2 separate regions of the Homo sapiens genome follow, and region 1 is linked to region 2. The links are chromatin loops, found by intact Hi-C in ENCODE. Cell type or tissue: B cell. All regions are shown on one strand. Links, peaks and the distances in the headings refer to the core of each region. The heading gives the core; the rest is flanking DNA. Region 1 overlaps METTL4 (methyltransferase 4, N6-adenosine). Region 2 overlaps CLUL1 (clusterin like 1).

Region 1 (8,341 bases), core at 42-8,041, 1.9 Mb before region 2:
GGTATTGTCTATCAACCACCCACTTTCTATCCTTATTAATTTTGGCTTTGACAATGTTTAATGATACTATCTCGTGTAACTAAAGGGAAACGTGTTATTATGATCTACTTAGTCATATTGCAATTCATTTATTAGTTCATTAGTAATTCATTTATTAGTTTATTTGCATGAACTAATAAATTACTGATGACATGGTTTCCAGGAATCAATTTTAGTTAAGAGTAGAGATTGTTTTATGTGCAAGATGATAATGAAGTTATATTTGAAATATTTATATGATATTTAATAAAAATCTCTTATAGAAGCAGTGTCTAATATGGTAGCCACTAACACATGTGACACTTCAGCACTTGAAATGTGGCTAGTCCAAACTGAAATGTACTGTTAAGTATAAAATACACTTTGGATTTCAGGCATAGTACAAAAGAAAGAATGTAACATATCTCAGTAACTTTTTTGAATTGATTACATATTGAAATGACAGTATTTCAAGTATGTTAGACTGAATTAAATATATAATTAAAATTGATTTCATTGCATTTTTTTTTTTACTTCTTTTGGTGTTTCTATTAGAAAATTTAAAATGATAAATGTGGCTCACATAGTATTTTTACTGAATATCACTAGCCTGGAGGTTTAATTTCTTTTGTGTGTGTGTGGAAGCTCTATAGTGATGGGAAAAAATAACCCTCTTTTGTTGGCTCCTTCCTATCAGATAACCAATTCAGGAGAATTTGTGTTCCCATTAGATTCTCCACACAAAAAGCCCTACGAAGGTCTTATACTGGGGAGGGTTCAAGAAAAAACTGCTCTACCATTGAGGTAGGAAAGGTGATTTTTCAAAATTGTATACATGTATTAATTTTTACGCTTTTAAAAATGATTAGTAATCATTGACTTTTTAAAATGTTTATGTTTTTGAAACTCTGAAAATGGTCCAGTGTAGAAAAGAATGGATGGTATGGCACAGGAAACTATATTTTGTTTTATCTAGTGTGTAATTGTCATTATTATAGAAAATGAAATTATAGGAATGTCTCAATACTTAAATTGTTAATTTCTTTCATTGATTGTAAAATTTGTGTTAAAATCAGATACAGAAAGAGAACAAAAATCAATGCAGCTGTGGCTTATGTATAGAAAATTGTTTTTTAAAATATAGTTTACTTTCTTGTTCTGTTTAATTAGGAATGCAGATGTAAACGTGCTCCCCATTCCAGACCACAAATTAATTGTCAGCGTGCCCTGTACTCTTCACTCACATAAGCCACCGCTTGCTGGTATGTTTTTATAAAATAGAATTGTTATCACTTTTGTCAAATTTGAAAAAAAGTGTACATTTAGTATTTAAACGGCCTACAGATTCGGAAATTAAGTCAGACGTAGGTTGTTAATGAATATTCTAAAACTTTATAGCAGAATTCATAGCAGAATTTGCCTATCTCTATGAAATAGAGAATAGATTAGTTTTATGTTACTCAGCTTTTCCAGTTATACCATTTTTCAGATTCCCCTTGCTATCAGTTGCTTCCCATCACTGGGCTGACACAAAGAATGCTGATGGGCATCTGAGGATGCAGTTCAGCTAGACCCTTTATTTTACTACCGGGGCTGTATCCCTTGCTTGTTCTAAAACCAGGAACTCAGAATAGTAGTCAGAGAAACAGAAGTCCCTTGATATTTGGTTAGTGGCTCTCAGTTTTACGTTTTTTTAAAGGTAGTGTTGCTTTTCTGGAACATTGACAGGTAATTGCTGCAGCCTGCAAATTCTCACTAGTCTTAATGCTTTAGTATAATGTTTATCATTCAATGAAACTATGCAGCAGGGAATAGTGGGGAATTTGGCTTTAGAAATGGACTAATGTGATTTTGAATCCTGGCTCTGGGAGTTGGGCAAGTCACTCAAATATTTTTCTGTATCAAAGTCCTCATTTAAAGAGGGAATAATGATATTTAGTCCTCTAGAGTTGTGAGAATTAGTTATATTTAAAGTTCCGTAGCATGTGATAGAAGCTCAATGAATGCTAAATTTTTCAAGTCAGAGTTTAAAAACATAGAAATATAAGTCCTTGAGAGATACTGAATTTGATATTCAAAGTTTACTTTTCAAAGGATTTCTTCAGGAATACATATTTTATTGGTTTGGTAATTTCTACCAACAAAAAACTGCTACAAGTTACCACTCAGGAAAACTACAGGAGCTTATGTTACCTTGCAGAATATGAGGCAGTTTATGACCTGGGAAATGGAGAAAGTGAATACAAATTCCTAGAGAATTTTTATTGCTAGCACTTAGGATTTCTGTTATCTTAAATAGTTTATGGAGAAGGGTCCTTTTTTAATTTTTTTTTTTTTTTTTTTGAGATGGAGTCTCACTCTGTCACATACAGTGGCCTGATCTTGGGTCACTGCATCCTCTACCTCCTGGGTTCAAGTGATTCTCCTGCCTCAGCCTCCTGAGTGGCTGGGCCTACAGATGTGTGCCACCATGCCTAATTTTTATATTTTTAGTAGAGACGGGGTTTCGCCATGTTGGCCAGGCTGGTCTCAAACTCCTGACCTCAAGTGATCCGCCCGCCTCGGCCTCCCAAAGTGCTGGGATTACAGGCATGAGCCACCGCACCCAGCCTCTAGAAGGGTGTTTATAGTATTACTTCATTTGAGACATATACAGATGTCTACCTGATAATCCATTCTTTGACTAAGAAGGATTCTCAGTGAATAATCGATTGCCTTATGCTTCGGACTGTCATAGACCTTTAATGCTTTAATATATAACTCAAGTGAAAGTGAGATTGCATTGTTCCTCATGAAAAAAAAATTATACTTGGCACTAGTAATACCTGATTATATATGTATATGTATTCCTCTCATTTGAATTTTATTTATCACTTGGTAACAAAGCTAGTGTTTGTCTCAAACCTTATTTTTTTCTTTTAAAAATTCAAAAGCTAAGACCATAAACTTTTCATTCTGAAATGATAGTAAACTATTTGTCAATTCCTTTAAAATAAAATAAAGTTATATTTAAAGATGAGCCTCAGGAGACAGGTTTTAAAATAGTGAATAAACAGGAAGGGGAACATCACACTCTGGGGACTGTTGTGGGGTGGGGGGAGGGGGGAGGGATAGCATTGGGAGATATACCTAATGCTAGACGACGAGTTAGTGGGTGCAGCGCACCAGCATGGCACATGTATACATATGTAACTAACCTGCACAATGTGCACATGTACCCTAAAACTTAAAGTATAATAATAAAAGAAAAAAAAAATGAGTCTTGCCCTAAAGCATTACAGCTTATATCTTTGAAATGCAGTTCTTCCTCATTCCCAGTAGAGAGCAGCACAAACACATTTTTAGCATTGAAAACATTTAAAGACAAAAGTTAGATTCTGGAGGAAACATCTGAATAACTCCATATATATATAAAATCTTATGTTTTGGTTAAGTAGTGATAGGAAATATTGTAATATTTTATTTTTGAGTTCATGTTACTGTATATATTTTTAGTATAGTTCATGTTTCTATATATTTCAGAAAGCATCTCTCAGATTTCTGCAGTATATTTTACCCTGAAATCATAACTCTAGGGGTTTGGGATGATATATATTCTGTATATAATGCTTACAGCTTTTACATTTAAATATTCTTAAACTGTTTTATGCAAATTAATAAAATGAAATGTTTTCTCTTTTGTATTTAGAAACACCCTGATTTTTTTTTTTTAAGTTTAATTGGTTATTTCTGTTGCAAAATGTAGGAGACCACATTGGTAGCATATGGCATTTCAAAATGATACATTTGCATAAGTTTTGAAATTTTCTCCGATTGAAAGATAAGCTATCAATAGCTATGGTTTACAACCTAACATTATAAAGTGATATTGTTTGAAGATTTAAGGTAGGAAAATCATGAAATAAAGTATTTAAATCAAAATTTTAGCTTTCACATTTTACCTTAGAGGAATTTCCACTTCTTTTTACTGCTTTACATACTAACAGTTTCCATCTGAAGAGTGAAGTTTAGTTGATGGGATTATATGCACTGATGTTTGGGCCACTTCTCTCTTACTCCTGCCCCATGCTTTCAGAGCAAAAACGAAATGACTAGCTGTGCACAGATTGCATCCGCTCCATTAGTTAAAGTGTGTTTTACTAACTCCAGATGTTATGTAATTGTTGAAGTTTATGTGTCATACTCATGTTTAAATTTATACATTCACATTTATTTTTAAATTAATATTTAAAAACCAGAATAATCCATTTTTATTAATTTGCCTTTATTTCTTCTCCCTTATTTTGAAATAAAATAATTGTAGTTAACATTATAAAAACACAACTTAATATTCTGTTTTTCTTAACTAGAAAGGAAAAGAACCATGCAAAAACTTACTACATTGAGAAAATAGGATGGCAGTAAATGGGTTTAGGTTGTATGTATTTTTCCACTCCATCCAAGTACCTGGCCATTATTTTCCATTAGATTGTAAACTCTCATAAAACATGGATATTCTGCTTCCTTTGTTTAAGTTTTATAACACTGATTATAGTGGGTGCTCAGAAGAGGAAACATTTTTGACTGGCTGACTCCAGTTTAAATTTCTAAAATAGGGTTGCTAACATCTTCGTACCAAAAATCTGAACAAATGAAACAAAAACAAACAAAACCTTTCTTCAGCGTAACCTGAGACCACATTAAAGTGAACTGAGGCTGGTGAGGCGTTAAATTCATGGGAAGAAAATGGAAAAGTTCTTCCATGTGGGGTTATTTCCTCCAAGACTCTAGGGAAATCTTTCTCTTTCAAGGTTAGTAGCATTTAATTTATGCACTTAGGAAAGGGTTAGAAGCCTTCGTGCCAGTATCTCCTAGAACCCATCAAAGCCCAAATTTGAGTTCACTTGAATTATAGACAGTGAAACCTTTTAATTCTTCTTTGATTTTTGCTAAACAGGACCAGTACTTTCTGACAGATGAACAAGTATTTTGCTGTGAGAGCAACTGAAGAACATGATGAAACCTAAAATATTTGATATATTCTCTTTTAAACCTTACCTGTCTCTAGTATTCCTAAAGAACCCTTATCATTCCTAAATTTGATAGATTTCTTCCAAGCGCAATCTTACATAGCAATTATGAACCATATTTTACCTTTTCTAGTGATTTTTCTTATCTGAATTTTATACCAAATTCCTATTAGGTGGTTAGCATAGCTAACCAGCAGCATGATCAAGATTAAATTGATTTAAGTATTTGTCATCCAATTGAGTGAACATGTGCTTTTCAAAAAGTTTCTGTGTTCTTCTTTTCTTTTAGTGTAGACAACAGCTCTTTAGCCTACAGCTCTTTCCCCAACAAAATACAATGTTCAGTAGTTATTAATACATTGAATAATACAAGGAATACTTAACTGTGGAAGTACCATGATGAAATTTTAGGTAAAGAAGGATCTATAATTTGAAAATGAAGAAATGTTTTTAGTGCTACCAATTTACTGCTAAGGGGGCTAGTTATTTAAATGTTAGTTATTTGTTCTCAGTATTTCTATCTCTATCCAGCTCTTCATTTATTATTATTTTATTAAAGTTTATATTGCAGACAGACTTTTGTCTTTTTTTTTTTTAAATGGGTTGTTTTTCAATTTTTTTTAGAGCTCTTTTTCATGTATGGGTTATATTTATTAAAAATAAATTGGCTGGGTGCGGTGGCTCCTGCCTGTAATCCTAGCACTTTGGGAGGCCGAGGCGAGTGGATTGCCTGAGGTCAGGAGTTCGAGACCAGCCTGGGGAACACGGTGAAACCCCATCTCTACTAAAATACAAAAAATTAGCTGGGAGTGGCGACGTGTGCCTGTAATCCCAGCTACTTGGGAGGCTGAGATAGGAGAATTGCTTGAACTCGGGAGGTGGAGGTTGCAGTGAGCCGAGATTGCACCATTGCACTCCAGCCTGGGTGACAGTGCGAGACTCTTGTCTCAAAAAAAAAAAAAAAATTAAATAAATAAAGTTAATACTCAGGAGATATATCAGCAGTATTGGAAAACTGAAAAGTCACCTAGTAGGTGTTAAAGTCCTCATTTCTCATCTACAAATGAAACCAGTAAACCAGGACTATGGAAGTTCAGATGATATTGTTCCCAGTCTCAAGGGTACTTATTTTAAATGGCTTTCTAACTATAAATAGTAAAGCCTGTGATGAAATCCTTGAAATTAATTTGCTGTCTTTTAAGAACAAAATGAAATATTTCTCTGTTTCTACTCTTAACTGCTAAAAGGAAGTGGATTCCTTCCTCAATAATAATTTTTGTGTTTTTTCTCTTTTTTAAACAGAGGTTTTAAAAGACTACATCAAGCCAGATGGGGAATATTTGGAGTTGTTTGCTCGAAATTTACAGCCAGGTTGGACTAGTTGGGGCAATGAAGTTCTCAAATTTCAGCATGTGGATTATTTTATTGCTGTGGAGTCTGGAAGCTGACTATGATCTTGATTAAAGTAGTGGTTTCTTCATTGTTTCCTCACCACTTTTCCCTTAATTCTAAGTCATTTTTTTATTTTGTTACCAACCCATATTCTTAGAATATAAACAGGACTTGTTTTTTTCAGTAAGGGACCAGAAGTGACTAGCCTTCATGTAATTTTAAGATGAATTTTACTTGAGTTGCACTAACATTCTATGTTATTCTAGACTATACAAATTAAGTGGTAAGCAGTTATAAAGACGGCAAGACCATGCTATTGAAAAAGTTCAGAAAACATACACCGTGGACCAGAGGTCTTAATCCTATCTATGGATGTGTTTTGTGTGACCCATACAGTGTTGTAAAAAACACTTAGAACCATTATTCTAAAAAATGGGGCTATTTCACATTAAAGTCCAGATTTCTGCTTCTTTTTAAACATCAGAGGCTCTGGCTACACAGAGGCCTTTGTTCTTTCCTGGCATCAGTCTGCAGGACCAAGCGGTGGTGGCTCACTTGGGAAGAGCCTTGTGCTCTCCACTTTGCCACAGTACCACTGCCACCATGCTGCTCACTTATGTCATCCACTTGGCCCTTGTATGACCTGAATTTGCAACCTCTGGTATACTGTTATGTTCTGGAGAAAATATTCAAAGATCTGCCAAATACTGCATTAGTATACTGAGTTTATACAGCATTTTTGTAGGGTTTTAAATTGCATTCAAGGTCACTTTCCAAGCACTTTCTGGTTTTGCTTGTTTTTCTAGAAGAAAATGAAAAGCTATTCCTTATAATAAACATGGCAGCAAGTAAACAGTGTGATTGTGAAAAAAATATTATTTATAGATTTTCTACAAATAAATATTTGTCTACCAAGTAAAATATTTTGACTGAAATGATTCTTTGAAATGCATATTGATTTATTATGTATTGACTTTTTAAAAATTGAGGTATAATTTTCACAAAATTCTCCAATTTTCAGTGTCAAATTCAGTGAATTTTGAAAACATATATACAGTTGTCTGTCTGCCACAGTGATCATGATACAGAACACTTTCTTTACCCTGAAAACTTCTCATTTTTCCTTTTGCAGTCAATCCCCTGCTCCTATCCTTGGCCCCTGGCAAACACTGGTTTGCTTTCTATCATTAGTTCTGCTGTTTGAGAATTTCATATAAATGGAATCATGCAATGTGTAATCTATTGTGCCTGGCTTCTTTCACGTAGCATTTTGAGAAAAGCATTTATACTATTTACAGATTGTTGACAAATATTTATCCACTAAGTAAAATGTTAGACTGAAATGATTCTTTGACAAGCTTGCCAATTTACTGATTTTGTCAAAGAAAAATATGTTATTTTTGAAGTTTGTTCATCCTTTGAGTGTGTGAGTATAGTATCAGAGGCTTAATTTTGTATTTATGGAGCTATTCTAACTTGTTATTTAAAAGGAAAAAGGTATTAAACTTGAAGCAAACTTCTCATGATCTCATTTGAATTCTTTCCAGCTTCTTTTGGTATTTATAGATTTTATATACTTTGTGGGAACATTTTATCCTCACCAAGTTTTTGGACTTTTATTTTTGCATCATAAACACGGGTACTGAAAGAAAAAAGAGAGAATCTTAATTCAATGAGTCTATTATTCACGTTGCAAGAGTACTAGTTTTAGCTTTACTCCGAAGTTGTGAAACCTCTGGACCTTGTTTTAACACCAGTTTAATTATTGGGCTCCTTTTAAACAAAGGAGTCTGCAAATTTTAATAACATACCTTGTAGAACAAAAATGAAGGAAGATGAACATCAAACTTTGACTTCATTACTACAGTTGGTTTAGCCAACTGACCTGTTGGACTTACATATTTTAGAGCGTTTTCATTCAG
Region 2 (8,341 bases), core at 79-8,078:
TGGTTATATGTGAGAGTGGGCTTCTCAAACTGGGAGTTGAGGATTCCAGATCAATTTTAAAGAAGCTCTCTGATGCTTTAGCAGAATAGAGCTGAGCATCTACATGAGCTTTAATAAATGAGGGAAATGGCCATGCATGGTGGCTCACGCCTGCAATCCCAGCACTTTGGGAGGCCAAGGCGGGTGGATCACCTGAGGTCGGGAGTTTGAGACCAGCTTGGCCAAGATACTGACACCCCCGTCTCTACTAAAAATACAAAAAAATTAGCTGGGCGTGGTGGTGCACAACTGTAGTCCCAGCTACTTGGGAGGCTGAGGCAGGAGAATTGCTTGAACCTGGGAGGCAGAGGTTGCAGTGAGCCAAGATCACACCACTGTACTCCAGGCTGGGTGGCAGAGTGAGACTCCGTCACAAAATAAAATAAATAAAGAAATAATAAATGAGGGAACTGGTTTTTTTTTTTCAAGTTCTCAACCTATTAGCATTTTTTCTTTCTGCTTTGAAAATTTGCTCTAGAAAGAGTTCAGTTCTCAACGATGATGGAAGAGGGATGGTGTTTAGCAGACTTCAAAGCTTCTTTTAAGAGGCTCTGAAACATTTTCCATAAATTGTCTCTTCAAGAAATGCTATACAATGTGACTCAGAAATGTCTACCATTTCTGAAGCTAAACAAAACTTGACTTTAGTGTAAACCTCTAAGTAAAAGTAATCTTTTAATACTTGCCTTTGTCTTGTTTTGGTAAATCTTCTATTGCCTTCAGCATCTTAGTAATTGTTTCACTGACACTTTCATAAATAGAGACACTGAAATTACAAAACAGCTGGAAGAAGTTGGGAATGTCCCAACATTGCTCAAGATCTGCTTTTGTCATCGGCTCTTTAGAGAAAGCTGGAAAAAAGTAAGGCTCAGTTAGGTCTGTATCTGATATGAAATGTGATTGAAAAGTCTGGTCAAACTCTTGCTGCATCTGTCTGAAGACGTTAAAACTCCTGTTAAAGAGAGAATTCACATCCACAGTCAACTGGCTGAACACATCCTCCATTTGGGTCAATTGTGCATCTTCCTCAATGAGCTTTTCACTGATGGGGAGATCTTTTTCATTATCTTCATGGAAAGGAAATAGAAATTGATATATCTTCCTGAAAAACCGTTCAATCTGTGGAGTAGAGTAGGGGACAGAAATGGAATAAAAAATTATTTTCTTTCTCGACTCTTTCTTTCTTTTCTTTCTTTCTTTCTTTCTTTCCTTCCTTCCTTCCTTCCTTCCTTCCTTCCTTCCTTCCTTCCTTCCTTCCTTCCTTCCTTCCTTCTTTCCTTCTTTCCTTCTTTCTTTCTTTCTTTCTTTCTTTCTTTCTTTCTTTCTTTCTTTCTTTCTTTCTTTCTTTCTTATTTGAGATGGAGTCTTGCTCTGTCACTCAGGCTGGAGTGCAATGGCACCATCTCGGCTCACTGCAACCTCCGCCTCCTGGGTTCAAGTGATTCTTCTGTCTCAGCCTTCCGAGTAGCTGGGATTACAGTTGCACACCGCCATGCCTGGCTAATTTTTTTTGTATTTTAGTACAGACAGGGTTTTACCGTGTTGCCCAGGCTGGTCTCGAACTCCTGAGCTCAGGTAATCCACATGCCTTGGCCTCCCAAAGTGCTAGGATAACAGGGGTGAGCCACTGCACCCGGCCCTGGACCATTTCTTATTGCAAATTTTAAAGTCAACTTACAGTAGTCATTTCAAATCAAGAATAATTCTGGGCAAGCTAGTATGAGGCAATTAACTTTAAGATAATTTCTTAACCCTCTTATACCTGACTTTGCCTTTGCCTATGGAAACAGGATCTGAAATTTCTCCTGGTTTACATTGCCCACCAATAGCCTAAAAAGGTCAAGTTTTCACTTTGGGAGGCCAAGGTGTGTGGATCACCTGAGGTCACCAGCCTGGCCAACATGGTAAAACCCTGTCTCTACTAAAAATACAAAAATTAGCTAGGCGTGGTGGTGGGCGCCTGTAATCCCAGCTACTCAGGAGGCTGAGGCAGGAGAATCACTTGAACCCAGGAGGTGGAGGCTGCAGTAAGCCAAGATGGCACCACTGCCCTCTAGCCAGGGCAAAAGAGCCAGACCCTGTCTCATGAAAAAAAATAAAGAAAAGAATTTGGGTGGATTGTCTGCCTCTCCCTCTACCAGCTTCTGTTTACTTGACTCTTCATCCACAAAAACAAACCTTTAAAGCCCCAAGAAATGTTCATAAGATCACACAACTGACCCAGATGGGAATGGTCCCCATATCTCCTGACTTCCTGCTGGTGCTGATTACACCATATTCTGGTGTATTAGCAGGCGACAGTAGCTCTAAAAATAGAGCAGATGCAATTAATAGTGGAGGCAAATTAACTTGGCGCATTCATTATCTTAGTAGTTGCTCCCTTTGTAATTGAGTACGGCATTGCCAAGCCAGGAGCATACCCTAATTAGTATGTGCTCTAATATGGAGCGTGAAATTCCACTCAATTTTGTATTCAGCTCACTTCTTGAAGGGGGAGAAAAATCTAGCTTAATTGGAGCCGTTAGTGGGGCAGAGCTCATCCTATTCAGGTCACCACCCTCTGTGATCCCTCTGCTCAGAAGATAACCAAAGGGTACAAAAAAGAAAACATGCCAGTCCTACATACATGGGTAGGGCAAAAGGGGACATGAAGGGGTGTGTGTGTGTGTGTGTGTGTGTGTGTGTGTGTGTGTGTGTTATGCATAAGGAGGCAAGCATGTTGAAGGTAAGATTTGGGAGGCAGAGAGTATCTTTAAATATTTGGCCTCCAGAAGGAAAAATTAATGTGGATTGAAATCAGAGACTGCAATGCTATGATTCCAAATGCAATTTGGTAAACATTTACTGGATGCCACCAATGCATAAGTGAAGACAAATAAGATATGATCCCTGCCCTCAAAGAGCTTACTATCTAGTGGGAACATGTTCACAAATAACAAATACAAGGCAGAAAGCCAGGATATTTTAAGAGATGCATTCAGTGACCACTGAATGGGTGCTCTACCTTATAAATTGCGTATACACAGGTGATGGTATGTAAACATTAGTATTAGATTCTAGAAAGCAAAAGGCCCCTATCAGATCAGGCATCTCCGTTCTAAATATTAACATAAATTAATAAAAAAGTAAGCTGAAATAGGTGCCTCAAGAACTGTGAAATCTTGAGCTCTCTTTTTCTCTTACCTTATTTTTCACAGAGGACCAGCTAGGTTGGCAGGTTGTATAAATTCTCATGCAGTTATTTTCCAGGCAAGACCTGCATTCACCCCAGGAATCTGCCAAAGACTCCCGGCATAGCCTTTCTTCTTCCTCCAGATGTTCTTGAACTTCATTCAGAAGTTTCAGGGCCTCCTAGTTAAAAGTAGAAACAAAAGTCCAATTTCCATTTCATAATCTATGTGCACCTTAGTTGATTTCACCCTTTGAAATGTATACATTCTAAACTGCTTTTTCATTCTTTCTCCTTCAGGTGCCTCGCAGCTGTCAGATCTCCCCCAAAGCTTTCTGTTTAGTTTAAGAAAAGAGCACTGATTGATTCCTATTGAAGACTGTAAATCTTATTCATCTGTTCATTCATTTGTTCAATAAGTATTTACTGAGTGTTTGCTATGTGACAGACATTACTCTAGGTGTGGGTGACCTGACAATGAAGATGCCATCCCGATCTGGGAACAACTGTGATTTACCTATTTACCGGTAAGTCTGTCTTCAATTCTCATCCACTGGTGCATGGGGAAAGTGGGCTTTACAGTTTATAAAGCTGGTACATTTTAATTCTTTCATTTATGCTGTCTTTAATTGTTGTATATCCTTAAACATTGCAAGAAAGTACAATTCTTGTATGTCAAGTTAAATGTTCCCGTTGAGTTACATTGTAATTGCCGAGACGCAGGATGGCATCTCTGCAATTAGAATGTAATATAATAAATATATTTATATATAATGTAATATTAAATAAATATAAATGGGAATATAAACAAGCTTTGTTCTTCTTGTTTATATTCCCAGTGCTCCCCCTTGTGGTGCTTGCTGTACTTGGCCAAGTCCTGCTCTGGGTGGTGAGGAGCCCAGCAGCAGTGGCACCTGTCCCTGCGAGCCTCAGCCCTGCCCCTGGAGTGCCTCACGGGTCAGCACCATGGTGCAACAGACCTTTCTTCCTGTGCCCCTGCCCAAACCTCTGGCTTCCCTGCAAGTGTGGACTTCTGAACCCCAGCCCCCTCCATGCCGAGATATCGTGCAGGGGAATGAAGTGAGTATAGTGGATCTGGCCATAAGAAGACAGCCTCAGAGCTAATGGAAATGACCCTTTCCTGGAGTATTAAGCCCAAAGAATCACCTGGGCACTGACAATCTTCCACATCTTCTCTGCCTGGCTAGGATTTGTCAGTTGTCCTCATTGTAAAGTTTGGCTGCTAAGCCACGTAGCATTTGGTATGATCCACGTAAGAAAACTGCCAGGGCCCCAGCTTGCCAATATACATTTTGACCCAGACAGGAGTGTGTGTGTGTCCTTGGACTTTGTAGAACAATTTTGGAATCTTACATCTTTTTTTTTTTTTTTTTTTTTTTTTGAGACAGAGTCTGGCTGTGTCGCCCAGGCTGGAGTGCAGTGGTGCAATCTCAGCTCACTGCAACCTCCATCTCCCAGGTTTAAGAGATTCTCCTGCCTCAGCCTCCCCAGTAGCTGGGAGTACAGGTGCGTGCCACCATGCCGGGCTAATTTTTGTATGTTTAGTAGAGACGGAGTTTCACCATTTTGCCCAGGCTGATCTCGAACTCCTGGCCTCAAGTGATCTGCCCAGGTTGACCTCCCAAAGTGCTGGGATTGCAGGCATGAGCCACCTCACCTGGCTGAATCTTACATCTTAAAGTGGTTGTTTTTCGGCAGGGTGCAGTGGCTCACACCTGTAATTCCAGCATTTTGGGAGGCTGAGGCGGGTGGATCACCTGATGTCAGGAGTTTGAGAACAGCCTGGCCAACATAGTAAAACCCTGTCTCTGCTAGAAATACAAAAATTAGCTGGTCATGATGGTGGGTGCCTGTAATCCCAGCCACTTCAGAGGCTGAAGCAGGAGAATCGCTTGAACCCAGGAGGCGGAGGTTGCAGTGAGCCAAGATCGTGCCATTGTCCTTTAGCCTGGGCAACAAGAGTAAGACTCTGTCTCAAAAAAAAAAAAAAAGTTGTTTCTCCAAGGCAAGTAACAATACCTCCAGGATTTTCTCAATCAGTCCCAATTTTACATATTCTGCTCATTGTCCTCATAAGCCAAAATCCTAATATTCCCAATTCCAAACTACAGTGGCTGTGTACCCTTGGGCAAATTACTTAATACATATAAGCCTTAGTCTCCTCATTTGCAAATAAGAATAATAGGAATAACAGTATCTACTTCTCAAGGTCTTTGCATTAAATGAGCTAAACAAGCAAGGCATCTATTATTATACCTAGTATCCATTATCATAGGCAAGACATCTGTTATTATAACTAGTCCAGTATAATAACTAGTATCTCTCAGGCTTCCTTCCATTCACTGCCCAGAAGCAGGACAAAAAACAGTTACCAAATCACAGGTCCCAAGTTTTGGAAGTGAAACATTGCCATGGAAGAAGTAGACCTCTGTCTAGTAAACATTCCTAAGGAATATCCTATCGACGCCTTCCGTTTCCTGCTAGACATTGTACCAACTGGCAGATTCACGCTTATAACTCTATTCCTATAGATGACAGTTTATCAAAAGCGCTATATTAACCTGGCATTGAGCCAGGCATGGTGGCTAGTGCCTGTGATCCCAGCTACTCGGGAAGTGAGGCAGGAGGATCCCTTGAGCCCAGGAGTTCAAGACCAGCCTGAGCAACATAGCAAGACCCCATTTCATTAAAAACACATACAAATAAAACCTGATTTGGAGGTCAAGTCACTCTAACCTTCTCTAGGGTTTCCTACTTAATAAGTTTCAGATAGTCTCACTAAATATTAATAAGGAGGGGTGGAGGAAGGGGACAGTGAGGATGCTGGGTCACCACTGAGCAGTACTCTTGAGAATGGGTGGGGCTCAATACTGGGAGACTAGGGTTGCTAACACCATATTTGCCAATTCATAATTTGTCTAAACTGACCTTTATTCTAGGCTTTAAGTAATTTTAGGGAGGGATACTCAGGGTTAAACAGATTTTTTTTTTCCGATTAACTTTCTAATTGAGTGCCTCAAACTTAAGAGTATAATTCAATGAATTTTTGTACAATAAGATTTTTAAGAATAAACAAAAATTCTACTAGTTGCTTGGATTCTTCAGGGCCAGAAGTGAAATCCACATTTGCTTACTTGACCCACCCAAAGTGGAATATTCTTGTTAAAGCTGTATACCCTGTCCTCCTTGCCAGGAGGTTCAGGGAAGTGAGAAAAGCGGAAAATCACTGGGTCCCCCGTGCACACATCTGCTGACTTTATCTCAGTTCATTCATTACAGTGTTGGAGTAACATGTTAATTAACAAACATCTCAAACCCCAGTTTTCTTAGCTATAAAATGAAAGTAGTGGTTTACCCAGATGTTCAAAACATTCCATGTGATAATGTGTTTTGTGAAGAGTGTATGAGTGCTATCTAGTGTCTCTATTCCCAGATGGCCAGGCTCACAAGCCCACCAGGGAAGATCCCAGCTGGAGGGGCTTCCACATTTTCCTGATGAGGAGCTATTTTAGATTTCCTCAAAATCTTTTGATTGCTGCCAAAAGGGAGAAGGGTTTGCAGCTGCTGGTCAGGCATTCTCCTTTCCTTGCCAGAACCCTGACTGACTCAGGGCAGTAGGTGAGGCTGCAACATCAACCAGTCCGGTGACGCTGACACACAGCTTTGGGGTCAGCCTGTCACACTACCCGGCTCCAGTTGCTTAACGGACTCCCAGAGGCCATGATCCTCAGAAGTAAAAAGATGTAAGCAGCAATCTGGAATTCAGTGGCCCCCAACTTTATAGATAGAGGGATAGATAGAAAATATTAGAACTTCCACTTGTATTTTTAAATTAAAAATCTGACTGGGGTGGGGGGAATGGGGCATTGTTTAATATGTATAGACTTTCAGTTTTTGCAAGATGAAAATAATTCTGGAGATTGGTTGCACAACAGTATGAATGTATTTAACACTACTGAACGTTACACTTAAAAATGGTTATGATGGTAAATTTTGTTATATGTATTTTACAACTTAACATTTTTCAAAAAATAAAAATAAATTTAAAAAGTAATTTACTCTCAACATTAAAATTGAAAATATTTTCCAAATTATTTTTGTTACAGTTTTAATTTCCTCTTTGATTTAAGGGTAATGTTTGAAGATAACCTTTTTTAAAAAAGTCATTGTTTTGAGTGTGATGTTAATTATTAATGTCATTAAACTGCAAGCTATTCAATGTCTATAATTTAGAAATTTACTGAACTTTATACTGTGGCATATGAACAATTTTTTACATCTTCCAAAGACATTTGAATATAATATGTATTCTCCATTGATAAAATATGTAATTCAAGCTATAGCTGTTAAATAAAGCTATTTGAATTTGAAAAAGTGATTAGGCTGATGCATTATTGGATATACATGGTACTCTCTTGAGATGCATATGTCAGATACTGTGTGTGCCCAACTGTATGTGATGACCTTGGGGAAAAGGGGATCCTCTACATTCCAGAAGAATCAACTATAGTTCCCTTGCTCTGTTCACATGCACCCAATTGTAATGAGTTGCCATGTAAGAGAACTCAGGTAGACTGATGGATTTTATTATCTAGTTTTAACTAAAGTAACCTTCACTAAATGGACAGGAGGCTTAACAAGATTCTTGAAAAAAAAAAAAACTTGGCAGATTTTAAAAATGAATAATTTAAGCTCAAGCGGACCAAAAGCAAATGGCAGAGCTGACACTTGATCATTATGAGCTCTTTATTGGCCAAGTGACAAGGGAAAACTATGGTGATCTAATCAGATCTGGCAAGTCGGCTAAAAGTTTCAAAATATCTAGAAGATTATTTGAAATGTGGACTTATATCCACACTCGCTAATGATGAATCTCACCTTAAATACATATTGTGCCTTGAGATATCAATGGTAGCAATTCATGTATCTAATTCATAAGTAAATGAATATGCATATATTTAGGAGTGAGTGGTAACAAATTTTTTAGTCATAGGAATGAGAGACCAAAAATCTCTGGGCCAGGCACGGTGGTCCATGCCTGTAATTCCAGCACTTTGGGAGGCTGAGGCAGGTGGATCACTTGAGCCCCAGAGTTCGGGACCAGCCTGGCCA

What was found. A loop is a pair of places that touch in the nucleus more often than their neighbours do. Peaks named below come from ENCODE experiments on the same cell type or tissue, not always from the same donor. Only the 100,000 strongest peaks of a DNase experiment are listed, where the experiment ranks them.
Region 1: a loop joins it to region 2, with 11 times the contacts of the local background. A loop is called at or near these places in 3 of 110 quality-filtered maps.

The regions. Positions count from the first base shown.
Region 1 is chr18:2,537,134-2,545,474 of GRCh38, reverse strand. It overlaps METTL4 (methyltransferase 4, N6-adenosine), which reads left to right. Exons shown (of 9, transcript NM_022840.5): 7 at 716-822; 8 at 1,189-1,280; 9 at 6,330-7,945. The coding sequence ends at 6,475. Among named protein-coding and RNA genes, the nearest start is that of METTL4, 30 kb to the left of the region's middle. In B cell, for the core only: CTCF peaks have their summits at 3,097 and 3,352 (motif pointing right); a DNase peak (open chromatin) is centred at 3,344.
Region 2 is chr18:619,914-628,254 of GRCh38, reverse strand. CLUL1 (clusterin like 1) reads right to left here. Exons shown (of 10, transcript NM_001393344.1): 5 at 3,223-3,390; 6 at 726-1,158. LOC105371952 (a long non-coding RNA gene) reads left to right here. Exons shown (of 7, transcript XR_935082.4): 6 at 3,509-3,735; 7 at 4,048-7,603. Among named protein-coding and RNA genes, the nearest start is that of CLUL1, 27 kb to the right of the region's middle. In B cell, for the core only: CTCF peaks have their summits at 1,120, 3,772 and 3,985; a DNase peak (open chromatin) is centred at 4,084.